Linked DNA regions of Homo sapiens: regions 1 and 2 are each linked to region 3. The links are chromatin contacts, found by Hi-C or POLR2A ChIA-PET in ENCODE. All regions are on one chromosome and are shown on one strand. Each heading gives the region's core, a stretch centred on a gene start or an enhancer-like site at or near the end of the contact. The rest is flanking DNA. Distances are from core to core; before and after follow the strand shown. Region 1 holds the start of RXYLT1 (ribitol xylosyltransferase 1). Region 2 overlaps IRAK3 (interleukin 1 receptor associated kinase 3). Region 3 overlaps LEMD3 (LEM domain containing 3).

Region 1 (4,625 bases), core at 1,300-3,799, 1.4 Mb after region 3:
TACGAAGCTGCAAACTTGTGCTACTTTTTATGAAAAAGGAAAAGATGACTTCAAGAGTGTGGCTGAGATGCCAGAGGGCAAAGCTGTACAACCTATAGATTATTCCTAGGCCTGCAATATCATCTAATGGAGCTGGCCATTTAGATGAAATTTAGATTTCAAAATTGCTTGGACCAGTGACACTTTTTTACTTCAATTTTTCTCCCCTTTTGAATGGGAATTTCTATAACGGTATTTTATAACTGTGTCTAGAGAATAGGCTGATCAAAGTAGCATTTTTCCTGCTAGCAGAGGTGTTAAAAAAAAAAGGTAGCATTTGATGAAATTCACTTGGCCACTTTGCACTTATCAGATTGAAAAGAGAGAAGTCTGGAAATGAAAATCTGAGATTTAAAAGAAGAAATCAATATTAGAGACTTTATTTAAAAAATAATGGCTAGAACTTGATGATTGAAGGCCTGGTTTCAGGTACTTGAAATTTAGAGGTTGGTAGTAATCTTCTAGGATATATACTTGTATGTAAGTATGAACGAATTTATGAAATACCATGAGCAGAGCACTATGCTCTGTACATTTTCCTCTCATCTGGTACTTTCTATCCATATGCCTTATTGTACATAAACCCAACTCATGTTCAAAGGCCACATAAAGCGCTTTCTAAGTCACTAAATTCTTTGTGACTCTTTAAACCCTCAGGGCCCCATTCTCTAATTGAGCATAATATATATCTTAGAACACTACACTCTCATGATATTCACAGCAAAAATGCTTCTGTGGTCAATCAAGTTTAATCAACTACATACTATAATATATTCCTTCGCTGATACAATGAACATTGTCATATTAAAGGCTCTTGAGAAAGGCCTGCAATGAAGAACCTTGTTTAACTTTGTACTCTTCAGTGTTTCCCAAATGTGTTTGGCCATCAAGGGCAGGGGCCACATCTTATACTTGTGTATCAAGTGTCCAAAAAATACACAGATTCATGAAAATTCAGTTGACATATGCATTGCAATCTAATGACACTATACAGCCTACTCAATGTATCAATAAATGAAGCTGTGCTCTGCTAAAGACCAACAGTGGAATATGTATGTGTGTACATTTACAAACAGATGTTGTCTAATTGGAAGGAGAAAGGAATTATTGACAAAAAGCGAAAAAATATATCATGATGCCTTAATTAACAAATTATGAAATAAATTATATTAAAATGAATTTCATATCAATAAAATACATTTTATAATGCTTTTTACATGTCTTCCTTCTACGTATTAACTTACCAATGGCAGCTTTGCCCCAGATTTGTACACTGAGATCTGTTTTTCCTTTCGTGGATTTATCTAATATTTGAAGGCTAGTTTTAAATCTGTGTTGTTGCTCATTTTTTTCATCTCCTTCCCAAGGATTCCATTCTTCACTTTCCAAAGTGGACTGTTCTGTTTTAAAAAGAGTAAGTGTTTACCAGTAAGGTATTATTGCAGTTGTAGGTAAATTCAAATCATTTAAATTAAGTGTTAGTTCTAATTTCATCCTAACTTTAATTTCTGAGAGGTACAGCAACTGAATTTAAACTGGTAATACACAATGAAAACAAAAAAGAAAATCAGCAATTTTTTTACTGAACTTTTTTTACTCTGAAAAGTCTTAGAAATAAAATGCTACCTTGAGACAGGAAAATTCTCTTCCCCAACACAAAACCTTTAAAAATAACAGGATAATATGTATCAAGTTACAAGCTTAACTTTTGCAATTATTTTTATCCATTGTATACAGGTAACCTATGCACAAAAAACTGACTTCAGAGTGTAGTGTTCACCAGTCTTAGATACTATCGTGCAAAATTCTGAATAAAGGGAAAGAGAAAGCCGAGTCTGATCTTAACACAAGTTAAAACACAGGACAGGGGACCAGAATTTGGAGGTAAAGTCTGCCTTATGGTCACTGCAGGATTAGAGAGGGCTTTGTTTCAACATGGAAACGGATGTCTTAAACCTTGCGGCGATTTTGAGGCCTTCCAGGAGCATTCCCGCAAATCTCTGGCATTTGAGACGACGTCTTGGATTTTAACACGTGTTTGAAAGGCGTGCGCGCCTGTCACCCCCTGGGATCGGGAGCGGGGACGGCGTGTGAGATCTGGGTAAGAATGAGGACCATTCTCCAATTCCGAGCCAAGGGCTGGCTCGAGAGGCTGTAGGGGGCAAAGCGCTTCTCAGGCCCTGCGGGTAATCCCGGACTTGAGAGCCGGGTGCGGGGACCCGGCCCCAGCCGCCCAGCAGCCCCAGCCAGGAGCGCAGAGCCGGAAGGAAGCCGCCGACCCAGTCCTACCTCGGCCGCGTCTCTCCCGCGCGGGGGCCGCCCCCTTCCTGAGGCCCCGCGGGGACCCGGCCGGCGCCTGGCGGCGGCGCCCGAAGAAGACGTGGTAGGCAGCGTAGAGGGAGAATAGGCAGTACAGGGCGATAAGAAACGAGCAGAGCCGCTTCCGCGTCAGCCGCATCCCACTCGGGCTTCCAGTCAGGCATCCACCGCCATGGAGCGGGCGGAAAGAGAATCCGCGACACCGGCGGCGTCCGAGGCAGGCCCAGCCCGTTTCCAGGCAGTCCCCAGCCAAGGCTCCTCCGCCCAGCGCCCGGTACAGCCCCGCCCCGGACACGCCCACCGCCCGCCTCCCGCCCAGGCCCCGCCCCCTCCAGTCGCGGCTCATCCACCCGGCCGAGGGCCTGCCCACCTTCGACACTGGAGGAGGGGGTACTGGAGCGGCCCCTACCCCACGCTGCTTCCAGACGCCGGGCTGAGTGGGAACCTCTCTGACCTCTGCCGTGTACTCATTGCACCTTTCAACCCTGGCCACTTTTCCCAAGTACATAAAGACTCGGGGGAAAAAGAACACCCGCGGTGGTCCATGAAGGCCATGTGAAGGCATGGACTGTGACGTTTTTTGCTCTGCATGGAATCCCTAGCGCCTAGGACAGTGCCTACTACGTTGATAGATGAGTGAATATAAACGTCCTTTAAAAAAATTAAGTGATGATGGTCGCTTAACATTGTGAATGTAATTAATACCACTCACTTGTATGCATAGAAATAGTTAAACTGTCGAATTCATGTTTTATATACCTTACTGCAATAAAAACATTTTTAAAGTTAAGTTTCATTATTATGTGAGTTGAACGCACATAGGCATGCAGTATTTTGTCAAATAGAGGCTGTAAATGTGAATGCTTCAGAAAACTTTGTATCCAGCCTTGGGAAGATGGGCTACAATGTTTTGTCAGTTGCTCTGGTACTACTGTTCAAATTACCCAGCAGTCTTGCGACGGTATGTCTGCTAATTAGGGTGACCAATGGTCCCAGTTTGCCCAGGACTGTAAGGATTCTCCAGTTGGAGGATTTTTAGTGCTAAAATTGAGAAAGTCCTAGGAAATCAGTAAAATTGGTCACTCTAGCACCGACCCTAAACTATTAGGTCAAACACTTTACCCAATCCCCCAAACAGTTCCCTGCCTCAAAAGACCTGTTTTAAACCATTTTTGCTCAGACTCCCCAAATCCTATAAATATCACCCCCAACCTTCTCCTTCTGAGACTGCCAAGCTTCTGTCAAAGTGTGGCCTCCCTTACTGTAGTAGATTTAATAAATTTAGCTTTCCTTGATTAACAGGCTATTCTGGTGTCTTAGGGAGATGGCAGTTGTTTTATGTATGCTGTATTGTTGTTTATCCTATTTTGTTTGTTTGTGGAAATGACAATTATTTAAGGATAGGAAGTAATTACCTTATAATTACCACAAAACACCCACTGTATCAATGTACATTCAGATGCTACTGACTAATGGTTTTACTATTGAGAAATGCATACAAGGTAAAACTAATATGCAGTTGATGTCATCTTGAATAGGGGAGAGGGCCATGAAAATGAAGGAGTTGTTTTACCTCAAACTGCAAATGACTGCATAATTTGATGATAAGCTTTTAAAAATGTATTTAGGTTACAAAGGAATCTTCTAATTGATCTAAGTCTGGCAGAGTTCATTTTCCTTTCTCTTGGTGTTTAATGGTTGAGCTACAGCTGGGAGCTACTTTCTGTATATGCTCTCATCTCTTCAGGTGGATGGAAAGAGAGGGAAAGAGATGTGGTGGGGAATGCAGCAGTGTGGAGGGGGAGACAAGGTTAAATATCCTCTGGGGGTTGAAGCTCCGCATATAGGGAACCAGACCTGAGAAGGAAAGATGTGGGAGGAAGAATAGAAATAAAGGAATATGAGATGAATTAAACTAAAGCAGGGCTAAAATCTTTACTTGGTGAAATTTTCTACTCTGTCTGCAAAGGGAAGAACTATTAATCAACAAGATATTGAGAAAATAGCCCTAATGTCCTAATGCCTTCTTCTAGTTGACTGTGAAATAGTACACGCTTATTCTTAGAAGTCCCCAGTACAAATTTCTTGTGATACCTGGTCAAAATTCTCTTCTTAGTTTATCAAGTTTCCAGTAATACTCAAGAAGTGTGTTAACTACTTTGAGAGATTTTTCACAGCTTGGCCAAGCTTCTGTGTCAAACCCTTTGCAAGATACTTCTAGCAGGGCTTGGCCATGTAAGTTATAAACTATAGCTATTTCAAATTTG
Region 2 (4,433 bases), core at 1,851-4,350, 1.0 Mb before region 3:
TCAGCAGGCGTTGATGCCAGGTGAAAAGTCTCTGGCTCTCATTGAGCTCTCTCATCTGACTGCAGTCTATCTGCTACCCTTAAGGTATTAGTACTTACTATGCAGTCAGGACAAACTATGCTTTCTGCTGTCTTGGCCTCTCCCCATTCTGTTCCCCTCATCTTGAAAATACTCTCCCCTGCTTTATTTTTATCTGAGTCCTCTCTGCAGCCATAAGATTCACTTCCTCCATAAACTTTTCACTTGACTGCTCCAAATTCCAGTGCTCCTCCTTTCTCCAAAATTCCTGCTGTACAGCTCCAACGACATTGTTTGACACCCACAGGGAGCCCACCTGATGTTGTTTACTTAAGCATAATGTTGAGTCTATAGAAGATACTAAGTAAATATTTGTTGATATAATCAATTATGTAAAGAGGATTTGAAACTGAGGGTAGCCCTAGACTACTCAGTATAGGAATGGTGAATATGTGGCTTAAATGTTGCCATAACATTTATCCTCCCAAAACATCCTCCCATATTCTTGGCAAACATCAAAAATTTAGTTCAGAAAGCACCCACCATAGATTCTCTTTCAACCCTGCATGTGGGAAATCATTATCAATCAATCAGACATGGAACATGAGACAACACTGACTTGTCATCACTGCTATAGAATCCTGCAGAGGAGGTGAATGAGGCCCACAGGGTTGACATGACTTGTTCCATGCAAAACCGCTTAATAGCAGGGCCAGAACTAACACCTAGCCCCACTATTTTTCTGTTTGGTGCTCTTTTGATTTACTATAGTTAACTGAGACATCTTTTTACTCAGCTACTCATGAAAGACTAAGAGACTATTGATTTCAAAGAGAAATGAAATGAGCTTTTATCTCCTTTTTCTTTAGCTGTATATAGATAATTCCAGCGGCAAATGGGCAAGTCACAGGATTTTAGCTCCACAGAAAAGAAGTCTGAATAATGAGAGCTGCACCCAAATGGAGCTGGACCCCCACAACATGCTGGGCCCACCATACAGCAAGGGTTCAAGTACAGGTTGGATGAAGCACTTTTCTCACATTGTGGGGGGATAATTACAGCTCATTGCCAGGCCTGGGTTGTGCTTTCAGTCTATCACCTCACTTCCTCCTCACAATGCTGGGAGAAGGTGGAGCACTGTCACCCCAGTTCCAGATGAGGTAAGAGACTGAGCCTCAGGGGATTAAGTGACTTGCCCAAGATCACAGTGCCAGAAAGTAGAGGAGTAGGGATTTGTACTGAGATCTATGTGACCCCAAAGGCCACACTCTTAACCAGTGATGAGAGACAGGGACAACAACGAGATCGCTAGGGTGGCTGGTAAAGAAGGGGAAGGACAGATGAAAGACTAGGGAGAGGGTGTTTCAGAAAAACAGGCATTTCAGAACTTTGACTAAAACCTGCTCCAGAGTGGGCAGGTGGCTGGAGGCGCCTCCCTAAACATATCTGACCTCATTCTGATTTGGAAGCTGATCAGGGTAAAGCTTGACCAGGATTTAAGAGAATACAGGGTCACGTTCTCCTGTAACAGTCCTAGACTCGTGAGTACAGAGCCCAGTACAAAAATAGGCAGGTGTAATGTCAAAGAATTTGACAGCAACAAGAGGTCACCTTAAGACTGTCTTGGTTGGCTCCGAATGTGCAAGTGCGAAAACTTTTGGCCACTCTCTGGCCACAGAAAGAGAAAAAAGACCTGGGTCTGAACTCAGATTTCTTTTTCTTTTCCTTTTTTTTTTTTAGACGGAGTCTTGTTCTATCGCCCAGACTGTAGTGCAGTGATGCAATTTCAGCTCACTACAACCTCCACCTCCTGGGTTCAAGCAATTTTCCTGCCTCAGCCTCCAGACTAGCTGGGACTACAAGCACAAGCCACTATGCCTGGTTAATTTTTTTTTTTTTTTTTTTTTTTGGTATTTTTAGTGGAGATGGGGTTTCAGCATGTTGGCCAGGCTGGTCTCAAACTCCTGACCTCAAGTGATCTGCCTATCTCAGCCTCCCAAAGTGCTAGGATTATAGGTGTGAGCCACCTCACCCGGCCTGAACCCAGATTTCTGGTGGTCTTCCCACATCCACATCCTCATCCTCATCCTCCCTCCTCCCTGCTGAAGACATGAGAACCATTTCACTTTGCTTTAGACAAAAGATGTTATTCACACTTTGGGCACCAGGCTGCTGAATAATGATTTTCCAACTTTCATTTTAAAAACTATTTTAAAACCATAAAAATGACAGATTATCAAGCTTCTTTACTGATAAAATTAATTACAGAGAATGATTGAACTGATAAGGATTTCATTTAGTAACTTGAGACTGTCTTTTGGAACTTTTTCCAATTAATTGGTTTGAGACAGTAAGGTCTGACGCCAAGTTATTTTTGTCTAATAAATTTTATGTTATTGCTAGACTAGAACATACTTCTTTAAATACAATCTAAAGAACATAAAGAAGTAAAAAAATAAGCCATTGAAAAATAAGCTATAGGTTCTCCAACCAAACAAAACGTTGTTGATATTTCGGTATATTTTACTTTTAATATTTTTTTAATGCATGAATTTGTAGTTATACAAAGTTATAATTATATACTATACGCTACTTTAATTTGGTCTTTTCCACTTAATCTCACTTTATATACATTGTTCCATGCTATTTCATACTATTTAAAAACATAACTTAATAATATCGGAGGACGCGGCGGCGCTGCTCCTCCGCTGCCGCCGGGAGAGTCGGCGACGCCGCCAGCTCCGCGCGCGAACTCCCGTCCATGGCACGCAGAGCGGCGGCTGCCCGAGCTGCTCGAGTCTCGCCCCGCGCCGCGCCGCACTTTTAGACGAGTGCGGAGGGGAAGTCAGCGCGGAGCTGCAGCCCCCGCCGGCCGCCGCCGCGCGGCGAGAGGGAGTTCCCAAAGCTGCCTCGGCCCGGGGCCCGGCCGGCCCCCTCCTTGCGTCCTCCCCCTCGCGGCGAGGCTGCCCCGCGCCCAGGCTGCCCCGCGCCCGCGCCCGCCGCCGCGGCCCGCAGCGATGATCTTCCCCAGCAGCAGCGGCAACCCCGGGGGCAGCAGCAACTGCCGGACGCCCTATCGCAAGCAGCAGTCTCTGGTCCCAGCCCACCCCATGGCCCCTCCCAGTCCCAGCACCACCAGCAGTAATAACAACAGTAGCAGCAGCAGCAACTCAGGATGGGATCAGCTCAGCAAAACGAACCTCTATATCCGAGGACTGCCTCCCCACACCACCGACCAGGACCTGGTGAAGCTCTGTCAACCATATGGGAAAATAGTCTCCACAAACGCAATTTTGCATAAGACAACGAACAAATGCAAAGGTTATGGTTTTGTCGACTTTGACAGCCCTGCAGCAGCTCAAAAAGCTGTGTCTGCCCTGAAGGCCAGTGGGGTTCAAGCTCAAATGGCAAAGCAACAGGAACAAGATCCTACCAACCTCTACATTTCTAATTTGCCACTCTCCATGGATAAGCAAGAACTAGAAAATATGCTCAAACCATTTGGACAAGTTATTTCTACAAGGATACTACGTGATGCCAGTGGTACAAGTCGTGGTGTTGGCTTTGCTAGGACGGAATCAACAGAAAAATGTGAAGCTGTTACTGGTCATTTTAATGGAAAATTTATTAAGACACCACCAGGAGTTTCTGCCCCCACAGAACCTTTATTGTGTAAGTTTTCTGATGGAGGACAGAAAAAGAGACAGAACCCAAACAAATACATCCCTAATGGAAGACCATGGCATAGAGAAGGAGAGGTGAGACTTACTGGAATGACACTTACTTACGACCCAACTACAGCTGCTATACAAAACGGATTTTATCCTTCACCATACAGTATTGCTACAAACCGAATGATCACTCAAACTTCTATTACACCCTATATTGTATCTCCTGTATCTGCCTACCAGGTGCAAAGTCCTTCTTGGACGCAACCTCAACCATATATTCTACAGCACCCCGGTGCCGTGTTAACTCCCTCAATGGAGCACACCATGTCACTACAGCCCGCATCAATGATCAGCCCTCTGGCCCAGCAGATGAGTCATCTGTCACTAGGCAGCACCGGAACATACATGCCTGCAACGTCAGCTATGCAAGGAGCCTACTTGCCACAGTATGAACATATGCAGACGACAGCGGCTCCTGTTGAGGAGGCAAGTGGTCAACAGCAGGTGGCTGTCGAGACGTCTAATGACCATTCTCCATATACCTTTCAACCTAATAAGTAACTGTGAGATGTACAGAAAGGTGTTCTTACATGAAGAAGGGTGTGAAGGCTGAACAATCATGGATTTTTCTGATCAATTGTGCTTTAGGAAATTATTGACAATTTTGCACAAGTTCTTGAAAACGTTATTTATAACGAAATCAACTAAAACTATTTTTGCTATAAGTTCTATAAGGTGCATAAA
Region 3 (4,562 bases), core at 297-2,796:
ACAATGTAGACCAAAAAGTAACTGAGACAAGTCTCAATCAATTTTGAAAGTTTATTTCGCCAAGGTTAAGGACCCACCCATGACACAGCCTCAGGAGGTCCTGTCAACATGTGCCTATGGTGTTTGGGGTACAGCTTGCTTTTATACATTTTAGGGAGACATAATACATCAATCGAAACATGTAAGATTTACACTGGTTCGATCTGGAAGATGGGGAAAACTCAAAGCAGGGGCTTCCAGGTCATAGGTAGGTTTAAACATATTCTGATTGGCAATTGGTTGAAAGAGTTATGATGTATAGAAAGGAAGGGGTTGCAGAGACCTAGGTTTTTATCATGCAGATGAAGCCTCCAAGTAGCAAGCTTTAGAGAGAATAGACTGTATATGTTTCCTATCAGACCTAGGGTCTGTGTTGACATTAATACTAGAGAGGTATAAATGAGACGTGTCCAACCCCAACATAAATGAGGCATGTTCAACCCCCACTTCCCATCATGGCCTGAAGCAGTCTTTCAGGTTAAATGTTAGGGTGCCCTAGCCAAGGAGGAAGTCCATTCAGATGGTTGCAGGGGGCCTTCGAATTTTATTTTTGGTTTGCAGTAAGTTACTTGCATAAGTTCAATAAAAATCTGTTCTCTTTGTAACAAGTTATAACTGGAAACACTGGTTATAATACCAAGGCTTTTGACCGGAAAGTCATATTTGAAAATGTACATAGAGCTGGATATGGCCAGTTTTAAAGAACTAAGGTTTACTTTATGAAGCCATGAAAGCCCCTTGGAAAAAACTAGTGTGGTACGAGGCTTTAAGGGTTTCCTGGCCTTAAGAGTTGAGTAAGGCAGGCCCAGTAACTTTAAAAATATTTTGAGGACCTTGAGAAGAGAGGAATTCATCCAAATCTATAGGTATTACGGGCAAAGTCTACTGGTAAGTCTTCAGCATGGCTTCATAGCCTAGAGAGGCTTTTAAAAGTCTAATCTGAGATGCCTTTAAAAATTCCAGCAAAGCAGATTTAAAGAGAGCCTATATGGTCCATCACTACTCTCGCTGCACGTATGTGAACTATCAAGCCAAGTTTAATGAGACTAGACCTATTTTGCAAACAAATTAGTCTTATTGTGATTATCTTTGATAGAAATGGGAGCAGCTGTAGAGAGAAAAATTATGTTTCAGTAGAAAACTACAGGGCACCCTTGTGCATATCAGATTCTAGTCCTGTTCATTGTCCTTGACATTGTATCTATAAACTGCTTGGTTTCTGACGCCCTACAGGCGGGTACTGGGCAACACTCATCCCTGCTGATGAATGGGCCACTCAGGGAGTTCACCAAAATGCCCATTGCCATAACCAGAAACATTCAAACTGCAAACCAGGGAAATATGCTTTGAGCTCAAATCTAGAAACCTTGACCAACTGCCCTCCGGACACAGAGAGTGAGTTTATGGTTTGTTCTAGCCATCAACCTTTTTATTTTACTTGGTTCTGTTCATGGAGGCCTTGGCTAAAGAGCATACACCAGTCCTTTGATGACAGTAGTCCCTCCTCCCTCCTTATGGCAGTTTCACTTTCTGCAGTTTCAGTTACCCCTGGTCAACCATGGACCAAAAATAGATGAGTACAGTAAATAAGATATTTTGAGAGAGACCATATTCGCATAACTTTTATTAGTATATTGCTACAATTCTATCATTGGGTTATTGTTTTAATCTCTTAACTGTGCCTAATTTATAAATTAAACTTTATCATAAGTATGTATTACAGGAAAAACATAGTATATATAGGGTTTGATAGTATCCATTTTCAGGCATCCACTGCAGGAGTAATGGGAGTCTTGAAACATACTGCCTGTGGGTAAGAAAGAACTACTATTATCCTCCTGATAGTGCCCATTGTCATCTCCCTGGTGCACTGTATTCTTTCTAGTGTCTTAAATGAATGTTTGCAGCCATCAGCAATATGCCAAATGGTCTCACTGCAATTAGAGCAACAAAAATAAGATGAACAAGAAAGGAATACTTCTTCCATGAGCCTGACATCATGACTTTTGTATTCCATACTGAGACCAAGTAAGTCACTATAATGGTGACAGAAAGTGTCAACAATGCTCAAAGTTTTAGTCAAGCACTCAAGATGGAGAGGCTGACAAAAGGAGAAAATTGTTAAAGCAAGTAAGGAGGAAGCCATTAGCCTGAAGATTTTCTCTGTGAACAGAACTCCTCTGTAAGCAAACCAAAACCCAATCCCGTGTAAACAGTAAAACAAAACTTAAGCATACCCAATCAGAAACCACCAACTAACTTCTAACTAGGGCCTTTCCACTTATGTTTTGTCTTACTTCCACATTCAGCCTATAAAAGCTCACTGCCCATCACTGCTTTGGAGAGGAGTTCTCTGGATCCCTTCCGGTTCTAAGTATTGCCCAATTCATAAATCATCCTTTGCTCAAATAAACTGTTTAATTTATTCTGCCTAAAGTTTACTAGGCTATCTCTCCCCGCCTTCAGCTGCTCTCAGTTTCCATGTAGCTTATATAGTGTACTTCAACCCTGCAGTATGATTTTAATGTTTAAAATGTATAATGTTCCCTAATCCTTTATCCAATATTAAAAGAGTCTTTATACTATACTGGAGGGGGAAAAAAAACTGGCCTTTTTTAGACACCCTACTGTAGACTCTAAATGCTGAATTTTGCTTTATTCTCTGATTTCAAAAACCTAACTTCAAAAAACTTGATTCATAAAATTTGAATCTGCCAGAAAACAGTTTTCTGGACCAAGTCAGTAAGATTGATCCTTAACACCATTTTAAATAAACAGTGAAAGCATCTTCAAATTCCAGATTAGGACTAAATTCAAACTTATTTTCCTACATACCATCTCTATTTGTTAAGGTCTGTTCAACAAATATTTATTGAGTAACCAAAAACCAGGTGCTAGGGAATACAAAGATAAGAACTCAGAACCTTCCCTAGAGCTGCTGATAGTACAGTGACTCTTACTACTTTGAAGGACAGAGATCCTTTTGAGAATTTAATAAAATTTATGAACCCTCACCCTGCAAAAATGCATACATATTCAAAAATGTACATATAATTTCAAGGAGCTACTGCTTACCTGGAGTCCATTTATCTCTTCCTTAAGATTGATGGACCACTGTTTAAGAACTCCTAGTCTAGTAGAATGTGAGATTTTTTTTTTTAAAGGGGGGAAGTGGGAATAATTCCAAAGGAAATTTAAAAAACAAATACATGAAATACAAAATTGTGCAGATAGTACAGTACAGGGACAAAGATCCCATAGTGGGAGTCAGATTATCTGCACTCAAATCTGGTTCTGCCACTTACTGACTTTGGATGAGTTTCTTAACCTCCCTAGGCCTCAATTTTAAGAATTAAGTGAAACAACCCAAGAAAAACTTAGCACAGTACTGAGAGACAGAGGCACACACACAAGCACAGACCTGGAATCCCTTGAATTGAATTGTTAAAGTCTCTACAGTTGAAGTCTACACATATCCTCATAGTAAACACTCACTTTCTTAAAACTATCCTTATAACCAAAAGAGCCCAACTAAAACATTATCTCCCTCAAACCCCTGAAGTAGCTAAAGTAGCTAATATTGCCTAAAGTAGCTAATGGCTTCTAAAACCCTTTTAAATCCTAAGATGATCTTATATGGCAAAACCATTGATTTTAAGTTTATCTGCTTTTATTCATTCAGTGTATCCTCCCTTCCTGCAGAACAAGGATTAGGAAAAATAAAAGTATGGCAACAACCCTGTAATAAATTGGTAAAGCTGATTGTGTAAGAACATATGTAAAAGTCCTTGCAAATTAAAGCATAAGTAACTTATTTATATTCATATCATGTCTGTTCTAGCTAGCATATGGTCTTAGCAGAATTTTGACTTGCCACTTTAAGTTGTTTTTTTCCCCAAATTTCCCAACATACTACTATAGCCTATTTAATCTTGCATTTTAAACATCAAAACCCATACACTATGCTTATATATTTTTACTTACTTAACTCCTGTGTTTGTACTATGGTTCTTCATCACTACACACTTACTGATGTAATACCAGTGTCTTTTATTATTTTAACCCTTAAATAATTTATTAGCCAAAAGGAATTTTAAAGAAAACAGGTGTCGAAAAAAAAAAAAAAAAAAAGCAATCTAAACCAACCTTGCAGCATAGTATACTCCTATTTTTTTAAATGCATTTGGACTGATATTCTGCCCAAAACAAAACTCAGGAAAAGACTCTCCTAAATCATCCTAGTTTCTCATTTCCTAACCCAAATATTAGAATTTTTTAAAAGGTACTGAATATTTTCAAAGTAAATGAGTAATATTTTTATCCTTTTTCATTCTTGGATAAGATGGCATTAATATAATTTATAGCTATTTTGTATTAAGTTCAACCTTGTACAATTTTTTAAAAATTAAAGAATTTAAGTTGTTAAAATTTAAGTAAAATACAAATTTTGTTTTAAGTAATGCTTGCTCCGCAAGTTATATCATTTAGATGAATAAGTATCTCTTCACAATAAAAAGCAACGG

What was found. A loop is a pair of places that touch in the nucleus more often than their neighbours do. ChIA-PET counts read pairs that join two places held with the same protein, here RNA polymerase II (POLR2A). Pooled maps may share reads with other maps.
Region 1: a loop to region 3 is called in a pooled map, with 3 times the contacts of the local background. The contact joins the promoter of RXYLT1 here to the enhancer-like site in region 3. A Hi-C loop is called at or near these places in 2 of 50 pooled maps.
Region 2: a loop to region 3 is called in a map with no recorded cell type, with 2.0 times the contacts of the local background. The contact joins two enhancer-like sites. A Hi-C loop is called at or near these places in 1 of 37 single-sample maps with no recorded cell type. POLR2A ChIA-PET finds 5 or more read pairs at or near these places in 1 of 52 experiments (BJ).

The regions. Positions count from the first base shown.
Region 1 is chr12:63,777,833-63,782,457 of GRCh38, reverse strand. It overlaps RXYLT1 (ribitol xylosyltransferase 1), which reads right to left and starts at 2,549. Exons shown (of 6, transcript NM_014254.3): 1 at 2,329-2,549; 2 at 1,284-1,439. The coding sequence starts at 2,497. RefSeq lists silencers at 2,181-2,480, 2,209-2,484, 2,501-2,730.
Region 2 is chr12:66,233,890-66,238,322 of GRCh38, reverse strand. All of the region lies in intron 8 of IRAK3 (interleukin 1 receptor associated kinase 3), which reads right to left. It also overlaps the pseudogene RBMS1P1. Among named protein-coding and RNA genes, the nearest start is that of MIR6502, 15 kb to the left of the region's middle. RefSeq lists a silencer at 2,832-3,111 and an enhancer at 3,172-3,251. Within about 2 kb of position 3,100, at least 14 of the 41 ENCODE cell types and tissues checked have a DNase peak (open chromatin) inside an H3K27ac peak, as active enhancers do.
Region 3 is chr12:65,186,240-65,190,801 of GRCh38, reverse strand. The region is part of intron 1 of LEMD3 (LEM domain containing 3); the gene reads right to left. Among named protein-coding and RNA genes, the nearest start is that of LEMD3, 19 kb to the right of the region's middle. Within about 2 kb of position 1,546, at least 3 of the 41 ENCODE cell types and tissues checked have a DNase peak (open chromatin) inside an H3K27ac peak, as active enhancers do.